Regions from separate parts of the Mus musculus genome. Here region 1 is linked to region 2. The links are chromatin loops, found by intact Hi-C in ENCODE. Cell type or tissue: gastrocnemius. All regions are shown on one strand.

Region 1 (8,000 bases), 120 kb after region 2:
TATGGTCCTACTTGCCCTCCATTTCAGTCTCATTTTCTGGAAATATTTATCTACACTGACCGTCTCACTTCTTCCTGTCTCACTCAGCTGGATCAGTCTGACCCGTACACTGAAGCTCTCGAAGAAGGTCATCACCATATTCAATGGCTAGCTTCCATCTCTATCTGACCTGCTTCTCTTAAAACATCCATTAGTACTCCTTTCTTGAAATTTTGCCCTCAGCTTATGGAACCCCATATATTTTCATAATTTTCCACTTCACTGGATGCTTCCTCTTAGACCTCTTTTTCGGTCCATTCACTAAAATAAGAGCAACCACAAAGAGTACTTACTATGTGTGGAACACAGCTGTAAGAGTGCTATGTCTCTTAGTTTACTCAATCCTCGATTACATGTAAGACTGCCTCTACTTTACCATACATAAGGAAGTTGAATCACCAAGAGGCTAAATATTTTATCCAAAGTCAGATGGCTGGTAAAAATCGTAACCTTCAGTTTTACTTTCTGTTCTTCCTTCACTCCACTCTCTCTCCTCACAGATCTATCTGCTGCCCTGGCCCAGCAGCTTACCTGAACCCCAACTCCTCTGTTCACCTTGAGAATTAACCACTGCAATAAATACCCTTACTTGAGATTTTCCGCAAATCTAAATATCCAAACCCCAGCCGCTTTTCTCAGGATCAAGCCTGAGCTCCTGAGAGTCTGACTCCGTCTTCTCGTTACTTCCCACCTGTCTGTCAGCCTATGCGTTAGCCACAGGCAATGACTACGCAATGTCCTGTTTCTCTCTCGGCTCTCTTTACTCTGACACTACCATCTGACAATTTCTACTGGACCTCTGAGTCTCAACCTAGATGCCTTAGCCTTTTGGAAAAGCCACCTCTGCTCCCCTCACTCCACCCATCCAGAACCTGGTAATAAGTGTCAGTCTCCAGAACTGTCTCATGCCGTTCCTCTTGATAGCACTGAACTGAACTGCCATCTCTAGTGGGCCACCAACCTCAGGAACAGGTAGTACTCGGCCTCAAAAGTATGTAACAACTCAATGGTACACATCAGACATACACCAAACAAATTCAAATTATCTTTTAATTAATTAATTTGATATTATATGTTAAGAGTGTTTGGCCAGCATGTATGCCTGTACCCCATATGCACACCCAAGGAGGCCAGAAGGTATTAGATCCCCTGGAACTGGGGCTATAGATGGTTGTAAGCCACCATGTAGGGGACTAGGAATTGAACCTGGGTCCCCTGCACAATCAATGAGAATACTAAAATACTGAGTCACCTTTCCAGCCCATAAATTTAAATTATAATTAAATCAAAGTGGTAGATACCCAAGAATATTTTTAAAGAACTGACTTGAACCCTCAGTACAATCTCACAAAGTAGGAATTATCACAACTGATTTAAAGATGAAGAAACCAAAGCTAGAAAGTACTAAGTAATTTGTCCAGAGCCACTGGGCTATTAAGTAGCAAAACAAGACTAAAACCCATGATTATCAGTGTCTAAAACCCACACATATCATAGCCTGTCACTGTCCAATGCCCTGAAGAACACAAAAGATTTACAAGATCTGATCTTGGCTATGAGCTTTGGGGACAAGTTACTTTTGGCTGGAAGGAATGGGACGTCAAACTTAAGAACAATTTTTTGAAGGGCAACATTTAATCTAGCTCTTAAAGAATGGGTAAGAGTTAGACAAGCAGAGACTAGAGCAAAGGGATAGAGGGGACACAACAAACATCTCTGGTGGTGATGACAGGATAAATATATGAGAAATAGATTTATGGGGAGTCCAGTGGGGTTTCAATATGGGTTGTGGCTGCTATTTTTCACCTTATGATGTACTAATAAAACTAGGCATGTGTCTTACTGCAAGATAAATGGGGTTTTACTAGACTTGGCACTCACTCTTAAGAGGCAGCCACTGTGTAAACACCTTACAAAATCAATTCGTAAAGAAGCCCACAAGAACATTAAGGAGCTTACTTGCTGCAGTTCTGCAAATTGCTTTTAAGGATGTCATAGTCGGTATTGAACAGAGGCCCACTGTCCTTTAGCATAGCTTTCTGGATGCTGTACACATGGATGCTGGCAGTCACAGCTAACTTGGACTTCACTGCTACAAGTCAACAGGAAAAGCAGTCTGTTAATACACAACTTCATAGCTTGTGGGGACTTTAACAAGAAACTCTTCTGCACCAAAATCATTTGCTATCTATGGTGGTCCAAAACCTCTAACAGGCCAAACAGCTACATAGAAAGTAGAAGAACATGAAGCTCTGTCTGCAATGGGACATGTTGGTACTGAGTCGCTTCCCAGTCCAGCACCTGTGAGGGTGTGTCTCACCCAGGGACAGTCAGCAAACAGTGACTGATGACTAATGATGATTGTGAAGCTTTGTGTTCAGTCAGTTAAGTACTCTCTACCTGAGAAGACTTATCGCCACCAAGACTTACTTGTATGTTTCAATTTCAGCTTACAAAAAGCAGCTACATAATAGTATTACTAATGAACTGAGTCTACAGAACAAAATTAAAAGACCATTATCATAGGAGTAAACTATGGATTCTACAAGGAAAGAACTGTGCCTAACCTGTTCACTGTCCCCACAGCCTAGCACAGAGTTGGGAACATATTAACCACCACATATTATGCAGTTTCTTAACATTTCCTTTTTAACCAGAGATTTTTATGTGCATATATATATGTACACATATATACATACATATATATATATATATATATATATACACACACACACACATTTTCATATATATGTAAATATACAATTTAAATATTTATTGATAGTAATAAAGAATTTTATTTTAAAACAACCCTTTTGGCATATACAAAATAATAATTTTATTATCAAAGATGAAAACAAATTTAACATACTACTGAAACAAATGTGTGTGTTTATTTTTCTACAAAGCAAAGAATTGAAATCTTGGCTGAATATTTGATCCTGCAGAATGCAGCACATATCAATGTTGTTTGAGTTGATCAATATTTTGCTTTTATAACCATCAGTGCTAACAACACTACCACTTTGCAGAAATACAAAGTACAAAATAGAGGAGGTAAATTTAGGCCATTTCAGATTTGTTAGAAACCCTGTTGTAATTCAAGCTGAAATTTACTAAATATTTAAAAAAATAAAAAATAAAACAAGGAACAACTCAGATAGCATGTTTTAGAATCTAATATCCTAACATAAATACAATCCCAAACACACTAATTTGATGTTTACACACTAAGGAACGATGGTAGGAAAATACTAATTCTTTGTTTTTCATAATTAAAGTATCATGTTTCTGTAAGAGCACAGAAGTTTGCATATACAGTGAATAGACTACAGCTGAGAACATCCACCACGGCATGAGCCGTCCCGGTGGGTCAGGCTATCCTCACTGGTATTGCATGGCAGGCAAAGAGCACTGACCATGTGCTCAGAACTAGGCTGCAGTGAGGCTACATCATGTAACATGCCTGAGCACTGCCATGAAACCCACGTTCTGTGGGCTCATCATCCCACATACACTGCTACATTCACTGTCTACCACACTGGGTAGCTAGCTTAGTCTTGGTTGTTATGAGTTCAGTTTGATAATCTTTTTTGCAGGGTCTAGATTCGGTTTTTCATCCCCACATAGTATCACAATCCACAGCTTAAGGAGCCATGTCATCTGGAACTCATGACAATATTTTTATGTATGTCATGAGTCTTGAAATCCTGTCAAAGATTTACTTTATATATGTCAGCCTTAAAAATGTGAAGTTAGGCAAATATAAGAAGACTAACGATTCAAAAACCATTAGTAAAAGGAATATAAGATTGTCTGGTTAAATAGCCAAATACACTTTATACAGACTGTACCCAACCAATGCCGTAAGAGGCAAAGCGAAAAGTTTATTCAGCTGCTCAAATTCTTACCTTCCAGTTTATCTTCTCTCACTACTGCAACCTTGTGGCACTGTAAGGAACAACAATTCATCAGTAGTGAAGTTAAAGAACTCAGAATTTCAGCTTCTTTGACTCAGCTATGAAATTAGAAAAGCACTGGGTACCTGAAAATACACTACAGTATAGGGCAGTCTGACTAATTTTTAAATGGTATATTTTACATCATCTTGAAAAGAGATTAAGGAAAATGAGAGGCCAGCCTCAGTACTTTTATGAAACAAAATTATCTCAAACAGTTTAAGAGCAATTTTTAGTAAATGATTGAATGATAACTGGTATATAATCTATGGAACTAAATAAAAGTTAGATCTGGCTATTCTGCTATACTCATAGACTGTCATCAAAGAGGCTTCATCCAGCAACTGATGGAACCAGATGCAGAGACCCAAGTATTATACAGAGTTCAGGGAGTCCTGAACAAGAGGAGGAAAAAGGATTGTAGGAGCCAGAGGAGTCAAGGACACTACAAGAAAACCTGGAGAATCAACTAACCTGCTCTCAACCTGGACTCATAGGAGCTCACAGAGACTGACCTTGACAATCAGGGAGCCTTCATGGGACTGCATGTGTGTGTGTGTGTGCGTGTGCGTGTGCGTGTGTGTTATACTTGTATAGTTTGGTGTTTATGGGACACCTAGCAGAGGGAGCACAGGCTGTTTCTGGAGCTTTTGCCTGCTTTTAGGATCCTTGTCCTACAGGACTGCCTCATCCAGCCTTTATTATTGCAACTATTGTCCAACCTAATCTTATTGCAACTTGATATGCCATGTTTGGTTGATATCCCTGGGAGGCCTGCCCTTTCCTGAAGGAAAGAGAACTGAGTTTAAATAGATCTTAAATTGGTAAATTGCCACAATGAGTGGTTTAAGCAGACTATATGCTACAGGAAAAAAAAAAAAAAACTTGCAAAGTAAAAAATTCCTGAAAAAAAATTTCAGTAATTGTTAGTAAAAATATTCATTTTTTCCTCTAAATCTTATATTTGGCTACAGCAATAAGTATTTATGTCAATGTTAAGAACACACCAAAATCCTTAATATAAAAGAGCAATTTAAAAATCAAGCAAGCTTTTTTTGGTTGGTTGGTTGGTTTTTAGGAGACAGAAATTCACATTGCTCAGGCTGGCCTCAAACTCAAAAACTCCTGCTTCAGGTTCTCAAGTGCTGCCAATTACAGTGTGAGCCACCATGTTTGGCAACAATGTAATTTGTACTTGTTTTGGTGTTTCAGTCCTGATGGTCAAACCCAGAACCTTGTCCATGCTAGGCAACTGCTCTACCACTGAGCTATCTCCAATATATCAAAAAATGCTTTTTAGAAATGTAGTCATAAACTTGAATTACAAGAATTCATGGATTCTTTTTGTTGGTTCCTTTTCTAGTTAAAAAATGAAGTAAGGCAACAGCTCAGTTGCTAAAATAATTGCCATGCAAGCATGAGGCTCTAAGCTCGATTCCCAGTGTCCATGTAAAAAGATGGGCATGGCAGGACCAATTATAATTTGAATGCTGAGGAGACAGACAGGAGGATCCCGGAGACCACTGGCCAGCCAGCTTAAGCCAAATCAGCAAGCTTCAGGTTCCAGGCTTGTCTCAAAAAACAGAGGAGACAACTCTTGAGGAGTAATGCCCAAGATCATCCTCTGACTTTACCAAGTGCTTGTATACCCTTAGATATATGCATACATGCATGTGTGCGAACACACACACACCTGTACCTGCACACACTTACATGATCACAGATACAAACCAGACATTCCCAAAAATGTCACATCACATTCTACTCAAAAATGCCAAGCTTATGAAAAAAAAAAAAAAAAAAGGCACTAGGAACTAATCATTAAAACACTGCAGATCCATAGTTTAGCCTTAGAAGCAGTAATTAACTGATGCCTAAGGAACTAGTCTAGACTACCAAGCAGTTCAGTGTGGCTAAGTGTTCCTCTGCTTGGGGCTACTGAAAAAGCACAGGCCTCAACAGTGGCCATGCCACCTTACTGTACAACAGCAGTGCAGATCAGCACAGAGCTGGCTACTGCAGCGGACACCTGTCACGGTGAAGGGCCCAGTCAGCACAGCATCACAAACCCTGCTTCATGTCAGAATTTTATTGTACATTTTTGAGATCAATCTTGCCCAGACTCGCCTGCATCAACCTCCCAAGTGCTAGAGTTCTAAACATGTACAACCACACTAGGCTTCAATAAAAGTTCTTCACAGTGTGGTGGTTGACACCTTTAATCCAGCACTAGAGAGGCAGGGGGATTGCTGTGAATACGAGGTCAGTCTAGTCTACCAGCCAAGCTACAAAATGAAAGCTGTCCTTAAAAAAAAAAAAAAAAAATCTTCATAGATCCCAGATTAAAATTTGACTCTTCTGTTATGTCTGGCAAATGAATAATAAATTAGGTGATTTTTTAAAAATCATCAACTAAAAATCACTACATAAAACAGCTGAGAACTTGTAATTATAAGCCCTAATTAGCATAACAAAAACCCACTAACCAGTGGTTCTCAAATTGTGGACTGAAACCCCGTGGAGGGTTGCATATCAAAAATCTTGCACATCAGGAATGTATATTACAGTAGAAAATTAGTTATGAAGTAGCAATGAAGTAATTTTATGGTTGGGGTCACAGCAACGTGAGCAACTGTATTAAAGGGCTGCAGTGTTAGCAAGGTGGAGAACCACTGCTGACTAAACACCTAAGAGTCTCAACAGTACAAAAACAAGGAACGAAACACTGGCTGGAGAACGCAGGGCTCTGAATCTAAAGTTCTGCTTTTCCTCATAAAGCTCACCTAAGAGCTTTAAATCACACATGCTTGGGACTCTTGTTAAAAAACAACTGCCATTAGTATTATGGCAAATAAAGTTGAGGTTATAAACGTATGATTTTGAAGGAAAATCAAAAGGGTAGTAAAAAAGGCATCTTAGTAGACCTCCACGAGGAGCCCTGATCCTGGGACTGATGGCAATGAAACAGAGGTGTCTTCAGACAGGCTCAAGGAAAGTGAGGACGGAGAAGACCTGCACAGGAAGCCGGTGTGCAAGAACTATGAACGAGCCCTGGATTCAGTCCAAGGCAACAGAGCTTCTGGTGCTTAAGGCCTGGGAAGAGCTCAGTAATACCTGTTCCCCACCGCGAGGGAAACAATGGAAGTCAACAAAAGAGCACCAGCGCTGAGACTGGGACTGAGACTGCGTTGTGGTTGAGATGAAAAAAGCAACAGTACCCTGAGCTGGCGGGCATGCAGAGGGGCAAGAACAGAAAAGAATGCAGGAGCCTAAACACCTGTCTGTACCAGCAGCTAAGCCTCGGCCTTACAACAGGCCACTCCAAGTGACCTATCAAAACGAGTACTCAGGTTACAAATCACCTAATTTTTTTCCCTCCTTTTTTATTTAACATTGGAATCTGACTTGAAATTTGAAGATGAAAATTAAGTACCAGTGTCTACAATACGTATTCAAAAGGAAAAAGAGGTTCAAGGAAAAGCCATTCCCTAATGTCTCATTTCCTAGGTAACTAAGAGTGACAGTCTCCTCATCACAGACAAGATATTACATAACCTTTCTTGTCAGATTTAGTTTAAAATTTCAGAACACTCACTCTCTTTAAGAGGTACTTTAAAACTTCCATACCATTCACTCTTCCTTCTTCCTCCTGTTATTTCTAATAATGTTTCTATCTCATGAACATGAAGTCTTGTTACAAGAGAACTTACAGAATGTCCGTTCTGTATAAGACTGCCAGACACCAAGTAGGTAACATGCAGCTGAGCTCCCGAATTTTCTTTCCGTTTCCTTTCAACATATTCATAGAGCATCCTGTGCCAAACAAGACAGAAGTGACTCATTAGCATGCAGCTTCCTCATCGACTCCGGATTCATGACTTGGAAGTCATATATATGAAATCTGACAGTTTCTTCAACAGCACAATTTTTTACTTACTGAACAGATTTTTGAAAAAACAATGAAAAAACTTTAGATGGAGCATGGGACTGGAACCAACTTATCTG
Region 2 (8,000 bases):
AGGATGCCAACTAGAACAAGAATGGAGTCCCGTGCTTCAGTCACCACCCCTGTCATCCAGGCTGAGGACTGCATGGCCGCCATAGTGCCTCAACTGGAACAGCTCCTAAATTGTCCTAAACTAATCTTAAAACTCTGCATCCACTCCAGCAAGCCTCTCTCTGCACTTCCTTCAGGCTGATGACCCCAGTTTTGCTCTGCTGGGCTGATGGACTGTGACACAAGGTAAGACCATTCAGACTGAGTCTAGGTGGAAACAAGGCTGTGTCTCTTTGCAAAGCCAGGAACTCCTTCACACCCGCCCACAAAGACTTCACACCATCTAGCACAAGAAAAAAAAAACCCACCCCTTAGACCTCCTTAAGACTGCTCCACTCTTTGGGCTGCTAATTTGTCTCCTTTTTTGTTTCTTCCCTTTGGTTTCAGAAAAGGTTCTCAAGATGCCAATCATTGTACCCATCACTTTGATGCTGTCATCCGTTTGACCCTTCCAGGCTCTGTATGAATCTCCTTGACACTCTGTTTCTGCCTCTTCAAGGTTACAATCTAGTAGGCAAAATTATGCACCCATAATTATAACAAAAGAATTGTGGCAAAGCTAGAAGCAGTCTAATGAGACACACACACACACACACACACACACACACACACACACACAGTCTCCTGGTAGCAGAGAGCATAGGCAGAGTCCTAGGGAAGTCTCACAGACTTTGAATTCTGCTCTAACAGTGAGTTCACGCAATAGACAGGAAGGAAGGAAAGAACTGAGGCTCCAAGGCAACAAAGCTCGGCTGTGTGTGTGTGTGTGTGTGTGTGTGTGTCTGTGTGTGTGTCTGTGTGTGTGTCTGTGTGTCTCTGTGTGTGCCTGTGTGTGTCTCTGTGTGTGTCTGTGTGTCTGTGTGGCAGAGATGGAGGGTTAAGGGATGGTGTTCAGACTAAGCAATTCAATGTGGGAAGAAGGAACATAGGGCTGGAAATAAGCCTAGAAAATTGGGGGGAAATGAACTAGGTCCCCCAAGCCTGAGGAACTGAGCTTAACCCTCAAGCCCCAGGTGGTAGAAGACGGACTCCAAGTTGTCTGATCCTCATAGGCAAGGCTGGCATTCACAGGGGTCACCCCCTCCCTCTCTTCCTTTCTCCCTCTCTACCTCTCCCTACCCCAAAAATGTAAAACTAAAAGGCTGTCTTAATGGAGCTGGAGAGATGGCTCAGTGGTTAAAAGCATTCCAGAAGACCTAGGTTCAATTCCCAGCACCGACATGAGCAGCTTACAAAATGCCTGCAATTCCAGTTTCTGACAGCAAGGCCCTCTTCTGGCCTCCGAAGGCACCAGGCACACTTGAAGTACACAGATAAACATGCAGACAGCACATACATAACCATAAACAGTTTAAAATTAATTAAAAAGAAAAAGTGGTTAAAAAACAAAACTAGAATTTACAGAGCAAATACTACATGGCAGGCACCACATTAAGCAGTAACGGCTTATTTATCTCATTCCAGCCCGTCAGCCTTGCACAATGGGCATGTTTGCCTGTTTATTTATAGAAGAAAGCAATCAAGATCTTTGGGAGCAATCAAAAGATTTGGACTAAAGGATCTTTGCACATGAATTTTATAGGAATAATTCTCAAACCTGTAGTTATGAATATGGGGTAAAAACAGTATCTTCTCCCCACCCATATGGAGCTGAGAGATCACTACAGTACGCCTTACTCAGCACTGATACAGACTGAGAATTCAGCCACAAGAAGGAAGGCTGGGGATGATGACACAGGGCAGCTTCAGGTACAAGGCTTGATGCATCCTATGTTATGAAATCAATTTCATGGAATAACATCCAATAGTTAATACCGTTACCATTCAGTGAGTTTCAAAATACAACACATAAAAAAAAATCTATTACGAAGAAAGCACAAGAGGAACACTCCTCCATTGCAAGCTGGTACAACCACTCTGGAAATCAGTCTTGCGGTTCCTCAGAAAACTGGAAATAGTACTAACTGAGGACCCAGCTATTCCACTCCTGGGCATTTACCCAGAAGATGCTCCAGCACATAACAAGGACACATGTTCCTCTATATTCATAGCAGCCTTATTTATAGTAGCCAGAAGCTGGAAACACCCAGATGTCCCTCAGCAAAGGAATGGATACAGAAAATGTGATACATTTACATAATGGAGTACTACTCAGCTATTAAAAACAATGACTTCGTGAAATTCACTGGCAAATGGATGGAACTAGAAAATACCATCCTGAGTGAGGTAAAATCATCCCACTCACAAAAGAACACACACAGTATGCACTCACTGATAAGTGGATATTAGGCAAAAAGCTCAGAATACCCACAATACAATTCACAGACCACATGAAGCTCAAAAAGAAGGAAGAGCAAAGTGTGGGTGCTTCAATCCTACTTAGAAGGGGGAGCAAAATACTCTCAGGAGGTAGAGGGTGGGCAAGAGGAACTTGAGAGAAAGAGAGGAGGGGGAGGGGGAGAAGGGGGCAGGATCAGGTATGGGAGAAGACAGGGGAGAAGTACAGAGGACCAGGAAATTGAAGAGAGGTGTTCAATGGGGCATGGGAAACTGGGGTAGCCACCGGAAAGTCCCAAAAGCCAGAAAAGCAAGAGACTCCCAGGACCCAGTGGGGGTGACATTAGCTGAAATACCCAACAAAGGGGAGAGAGAACCTGTTGAAATCATATCCAGAGGTTAAGCACAGCCCCCAATTGAGAGATGGGGGTCACCCACCCATCTCCAAAATTTTAACTCAGAATTGCTCCTGTCTAAAGGAAATACAGGGACAAAGAGTAGAGCAGAGATTGAAGGAAATGCCATCCAGAGACTGCCCTACCTGGAGATCCATCCCATGTACAGCCACCAAAATCCAGACACTATTGCTGATGCCAAGAAGTGCTTGCTGACAGGAGCATGATATAGCTGAGCCTGAGAGGCTCTGCCAGAGCCTAACCAATAGGGATGCGGATGCTTGCAGCCAACCATCAGAGTAAGCACAGGGTCCCCAATGAAGGAGTTAGGGGGAGAACTGTAGGAGCTGAAGGGGATTGCAACCCTATAGGAAGAACAACAATATCAACCAACCAGACTCCCCCTCCCCAACCCCCATAGCTCCCAGGGACTAAACCATCAACCAAAGAGTACACATGGAGGGACCCATGGCTCCAGCTGCTTATGTAGCAGAGGATGTCCTCATCTAGCATCAGTGGGAGGGGGAGGCCCTTGGTCCTGTGAAGGCTTGATGCCTTAGTGTAGGGGAATGCTAGGGCAGTGAGGAGGGAGTAGGTGGGTGGGTAGGGGAACACCCTCATAGAAGCAGCGGGAGGGGATGGGGGGGTTGCAGAGGGGAAACAGGGAAAGAGGTAAGATTTGAAATGTAAATAAATAAAATATCCAATTAAAAATACATTAAAATAAAATAAAGAAACAAGAATGCTTGTAGTGAGCAGTTAGTTATCTCTGGCAGGGCAGCATTAGGGAGGCAGAGGCAGTTGGATCTTTGAGTTTGAGTCCAGCCTGATCTGCAGTTTAAGTTCTAGGATAGCCAAGGCTGTTACATAGAGAAGTCCTGTCAAAAAGAGGGGGGGGGGGAGAGAGAAAGGAAGAAAGATTTCCTATGTATATACTGTAAATCCACTTGATTATACGTGCAGCGGGGCCCACTCTCTCTACCTCCTTCAAAGTCTGCCACCCCCACAGTCTTTCTCCCTGACTCTGAGACTTCTCTACTCTCCTGTCCCCTAGACCCTGACTAGAAATTCTAAGTAATCACTTTCGCTTTCCTCCCCTCCCCTCTCCCAACCCTCATTTTAAGATAAAGTCTCACACTGTAGCCCAGACTGGCCTAGAATTTGCACCAGTCCTCCTATCTCCAGCCTCAGAGTGTTGGGACACACCAAGCTTGATTTATTACAGAATTTCTTTAATGAGTGAAAAAAATTATATTATATATAGTTACTGTTTATAAGGGGGCAGAGGTGGCTTTAAACGTATGTCGTGTTTATGATAGAAAATATAAGAGAAAAATCAGCAAATAGCTCTACCCAACCCCATTTCACAGTAAGACATTTAGAGACAGATTTCTCTCTTGCGAGGGCTTGTCATATTATAGTTCAGACCTGCTTTATTCTCACAGAGCCTGACTCCTAGCAACCTCAACAAAGAAATCTTACTAGCTTCACTTTGCCTAGACCAAGTCCCCAAAAGGAAGTGGCCATAGTCCTATTCGAGGACAAGTGTGAGACACAGTGAAGCCATATTTTGTCATAAATGAACAGGTAAGAGGATAAAGTGAGCAGAATGAAGAATTTGCCTCAGAAGAAAATGTCTCTAGTTTGGGAAGAAACTGATGCTTGATGGGTCAGTTAAAGGCCGAGAGCAGAGTGACAAGTGATAAAATTTCTTTGTCTATTCTAGAATGGTCATTGGGTGATGGCTCTTCGTTCACAATCTGTTTGCTGGTCTCAGCTCTACTCTCCCATCCATGGGAACAGCCAGCTAGTTTTCCCGGGCCTCCCAGACTGTGATGTCACCAAGTGACCACCAGGGGGCAAACAGAGCCTGCACTGCCTCTTCCAAACAGTTCCTGGGAAGCCAAAGTCACTCAGAGCTCTGCTGGCATTTGAAATCATCAGAGGTTTCTAACCAAACCCCTTTGTTAAAAAGAAGAAAGCTAAGGTTTAAGGAGGGGAAGGACTCGGTCAAAGCTCTTTAGTGAATCATGTGAACTAGAAACCAATGCTTCTGACAACTCCAGCTCTACCATGTTCTTTCTGTCTCACTGCACTTCTGTTGACACAGGGTCTCACCACACAGCCCTTGCCAGCTTGGAACTCACTATGTAGACCAACTGGTGTCTAACTCACAGTGCCATCATTCCTAGCTAACACTTCTTTCATGTTTTCTACGTAACATGACTGATTTCCAGACTACGTTATAAGAGCAGGAGGCTGGGGAGCGTGTTTTGACCAACAGTATCTCCAGCACTTTCACTGCTGTCTTGCAGACTGCCTGTGCTGTATGCAATTTGAAGGATTCCTTAACAGTGGTGCAGATAAAACCATGTGGAGGTGCAAAGAAGGAAGCCACTACTAGGTGGGCACAGAACTGGATCCAAAGGAAGGATCTGAACTCAACCAAGAAAAAGGGAATTCCAAATGGAAGGGACAGGAGAGGAAGCCAGCACTTAGAGGCACAAAACTCCCTGCACAGGATGGAAAAGACAGATTCTGAGGAGCTGCCACATGTGTATCAGATTAGGGGGGAGAAGTAGAGAAGTTTGGGGTCAGCCGGTGACACGGCCATGTAATCTCAGGACTCAGGAGGTAGAGGAAGGAGGACTGCAAATTCAAGGACAGCCTAGGCACAGAACAAAGTCAATGCCAAGGAGATCCTGAAGGAAGGAAGAGGAGGAGAGGATGGGGGAAGACAGGATGAAAGGAAAAGGAAGGGAAGAGGGGATAGAGGGAAGGAGAAAAGGGGAGAAAGGAGGGAGGGAGCAAGGGTGGGTGGGAAGGGAGGAGGGAGGGAGGAAGGGAGAGGAAGGGAGGGGAGCAGGGGTGGGTGGGAGGTGAGGAGGGTTGGAAGCAGAGGAGAGAGGGGGAGGAGGGAGGGAGAACTCTTCCATCAGCTGTAGAGTTGCTGCTGTTCACGAATTCACTCAAGGAGCCACTGGACATGTTAGCAGAAGCAGGGGTGAGGGTGGGGTTGGAGAGATAGCTCAGTGGTTAAGAGCACTTGTTGCTCTTCCAGAAGACCGGGGTTCGATTTCTGGCACCTACATCAGGCAGCTTACAGCCACCTCAACTCTAGCTTCAGAGATCTAATCCCCTCTTCTGGTCTCTGAGGTCACTGCACACACAAACAGGACACAATTATGTTGGCACACACACATGCACAGAAGTAAAACTAAAACTGAAACTAGCTGGACATGATGGCATGCTCCTTCAATGGGTGCATTCAGGAGGTGGAACCAGGCAGCTCCCTGTGAGTTAGAGGTCAGCCTGGTCTACCTAGCCAGCCCCGGGACAACCAAGGCTACATGAAGACTCTGTCTCAAATAAAAGAAGCAGTGGCAGAGGTACTGGTGACAGTATTATACAATCAGATGTCTAGAATTTGGAGCCTTGAGTCTAAGCTTCCGGGTCCGTGTGAGTCAGATGCTGCCGGTGCGCATGCGTGCTAGCCTCCACAATTCCTCCTGTAACTCACTTTTCTCGGCACAGCGCCTCCTCGTGCATGAGGACTATTTGAAGATTCCTGAACTCACTGGGCTGTTCTCTAAGCACGGCTTGGTAAGTAGCAACCCCACTGAGTTCAAGCAACACAGTTCGAGAAGGGCCTGGACTGCCTGCACGCAGGGAATACTTAGTTTTTATGACCGGAAGCAGTGGTGTGTGCAGGTGAGCAGACCAAGCCAATTTTCTACACTAAACTACAAAAAAGGTTGTCCTAGGGATGAGGTGCAGTGAGCCCACCCATCAAGCCGAGGGAAACCTGGCTGTTATGGCGGCTGTTACAAAGTCTGGGAGAAGATATGAGAGAGGCAGCTGGATGAATGCTTTATCTTTTTTTTTAATCCACTCTTTAAGACTTTCATATGTGTATACAATTCATTTTGATCCTATCAAACCCCCCACTCTTCCTCCAACTTTTCCCAGACTCCCTTAGCCCCACCCCCATACCAACTTCATGTCTTCCTTCGTTAGCCTAACACAGCGGTTCTTAACCTGTAACAGATATCCTACATATCAGATATTTACATTATGATTCATAACAAAGGGTCGCAGCACCAGGAAGGTTGGGAACCTGGCTTACAAGTCTAGTCAGTGCGTGCACACAGAAGAACATGGAAGAATGTGCAGCCATTGGTGAGAGCATTGATGAAAGGGGCCTAGGATCCATCCTTTGTTTTATTAAGAAAACAATAAAACCCCAAGGTTATGCCGTCCCATCCACACACACCCCTAAGGTCCAGCTCATCCTGGAGTGTTCAAGATCATGGAAGTATTGGTGTAGGCGTTTTCTTACTTTATTGGGTTCTTCTGTCTCCACCTCCTTTCTAACCCTTATTCCACCCTAATCCCTTCCAACCCCCAACACTAGATAGGAGAAAAGAAGGTTAGAGGGGAAAATGGGTGTGGCCCTCTATAGGCGACTTCCTGCTGATTCAAGTCATCAGATTCCTTGGGGCAAGTCCAGTCTTTGTTATCAGGATGTCCAGCAACAGCCAACACACAGACCATCTCAGGACTCCACCTCCCCCCCCCCCCCCCCCGAGCACAAGACAATCTAAGTTAACAGCTGTGGACAAACTGGAGCAGCCCCATATCCCACACCTGGGATTAGAACGAAGACATTCACATAACTGGGTTTTTTAAAGAAACCACAATTCCCACTACATGATAGAGACAGATCATGTGTAAGACTTAGGTCAACTACTACTATGATTTTGTTAAATGGACTTAGCATCAAACTGCCCTTTAAAATCCTAGCTCTCTATCTATAGACTAGCAAGACTCTCAGACCGCATCGGAGAAGTTTCTTTTGTGTGGTGGATGGTGCTGAACACAGAAACTCACAACTGGTTACAATACAGAGAAGTAGTTGCGGAGTGTTCAGCTATAAACGGGACATCTGTATCCTTCCCTCTCCCCAATGCTCAGGGGCCACCACGGAATGGGGGTGGGGTGGAAAGATTGCAGGAGCCTGAGGTCAGGGAGGACCAGAGTGAAACAGTGTTTTCTGAACACAAGACCAGGGCACTCATGAACTCAGCTGCTGTGGCTGCCCGCACAACGTCCGCACAGCCAAGAGTCAGAGTGCGAAAGGGTTGGTGAGCCCAACGGAGGAGCTGAGAGCCCTTGATGGCATCTGGAGGGGGAAGGCAGTTTTTTAAAGGATGTAGCTTCCAGAAGGGGGACTGTGCTGCAGTGGATGTCCTATACTCAAATAAGGGACAGCGAAAGTTAGAATAGATGA

Evidence for each region. Hi-C counts contacts between places; a loop is a spot of excess contacts. Peaks named below come from ENCODE experiments on the same cell type or tissue, not always from the same donor. Only the 100,000 strongest peaks of a DNase experiment are listed, where the experiment ranks them.
Region 1: it touches region 2 in a loop (4-fold over the local background); 12 of 42 quality-filtered maps call a loop at or near these places.

What each region holds. Positions count from the first base shown.
Region 1 is chr7:100,104,565-100,112,564 of GRCm38, forward strand. It overlaps Pold3 (polymerase (DNA-directed), delta 3, accessory subunit), which reads right to left. Exons shown (of 12, transcript NM_133692.2): 3 at 7,706-7,808; 4 at 3,948-3,987; 5 at 1,999-2,131. Among named protein-coding and RNA genes, the nearest start is that of Pold3, 13 kb to the right of the region's middle. In gastrocnemius, a CTCF peak has its summit at 3,980; no DNase peak of the experiment used is centred here.
Region 2 is chr7:99,984,371-99,992,370 of GRCm38, forward strand. No RefSeq gene overlaps it. Among named protein-coding and RNA genes, the nearest start is that of Rnf169, 7.9 kb to the left of the region's middle. In gastrocnemius, no CTCF peak of the experiment used is centred here; DNase peaks (open chromatin) are centred at 4,554 and 6,230.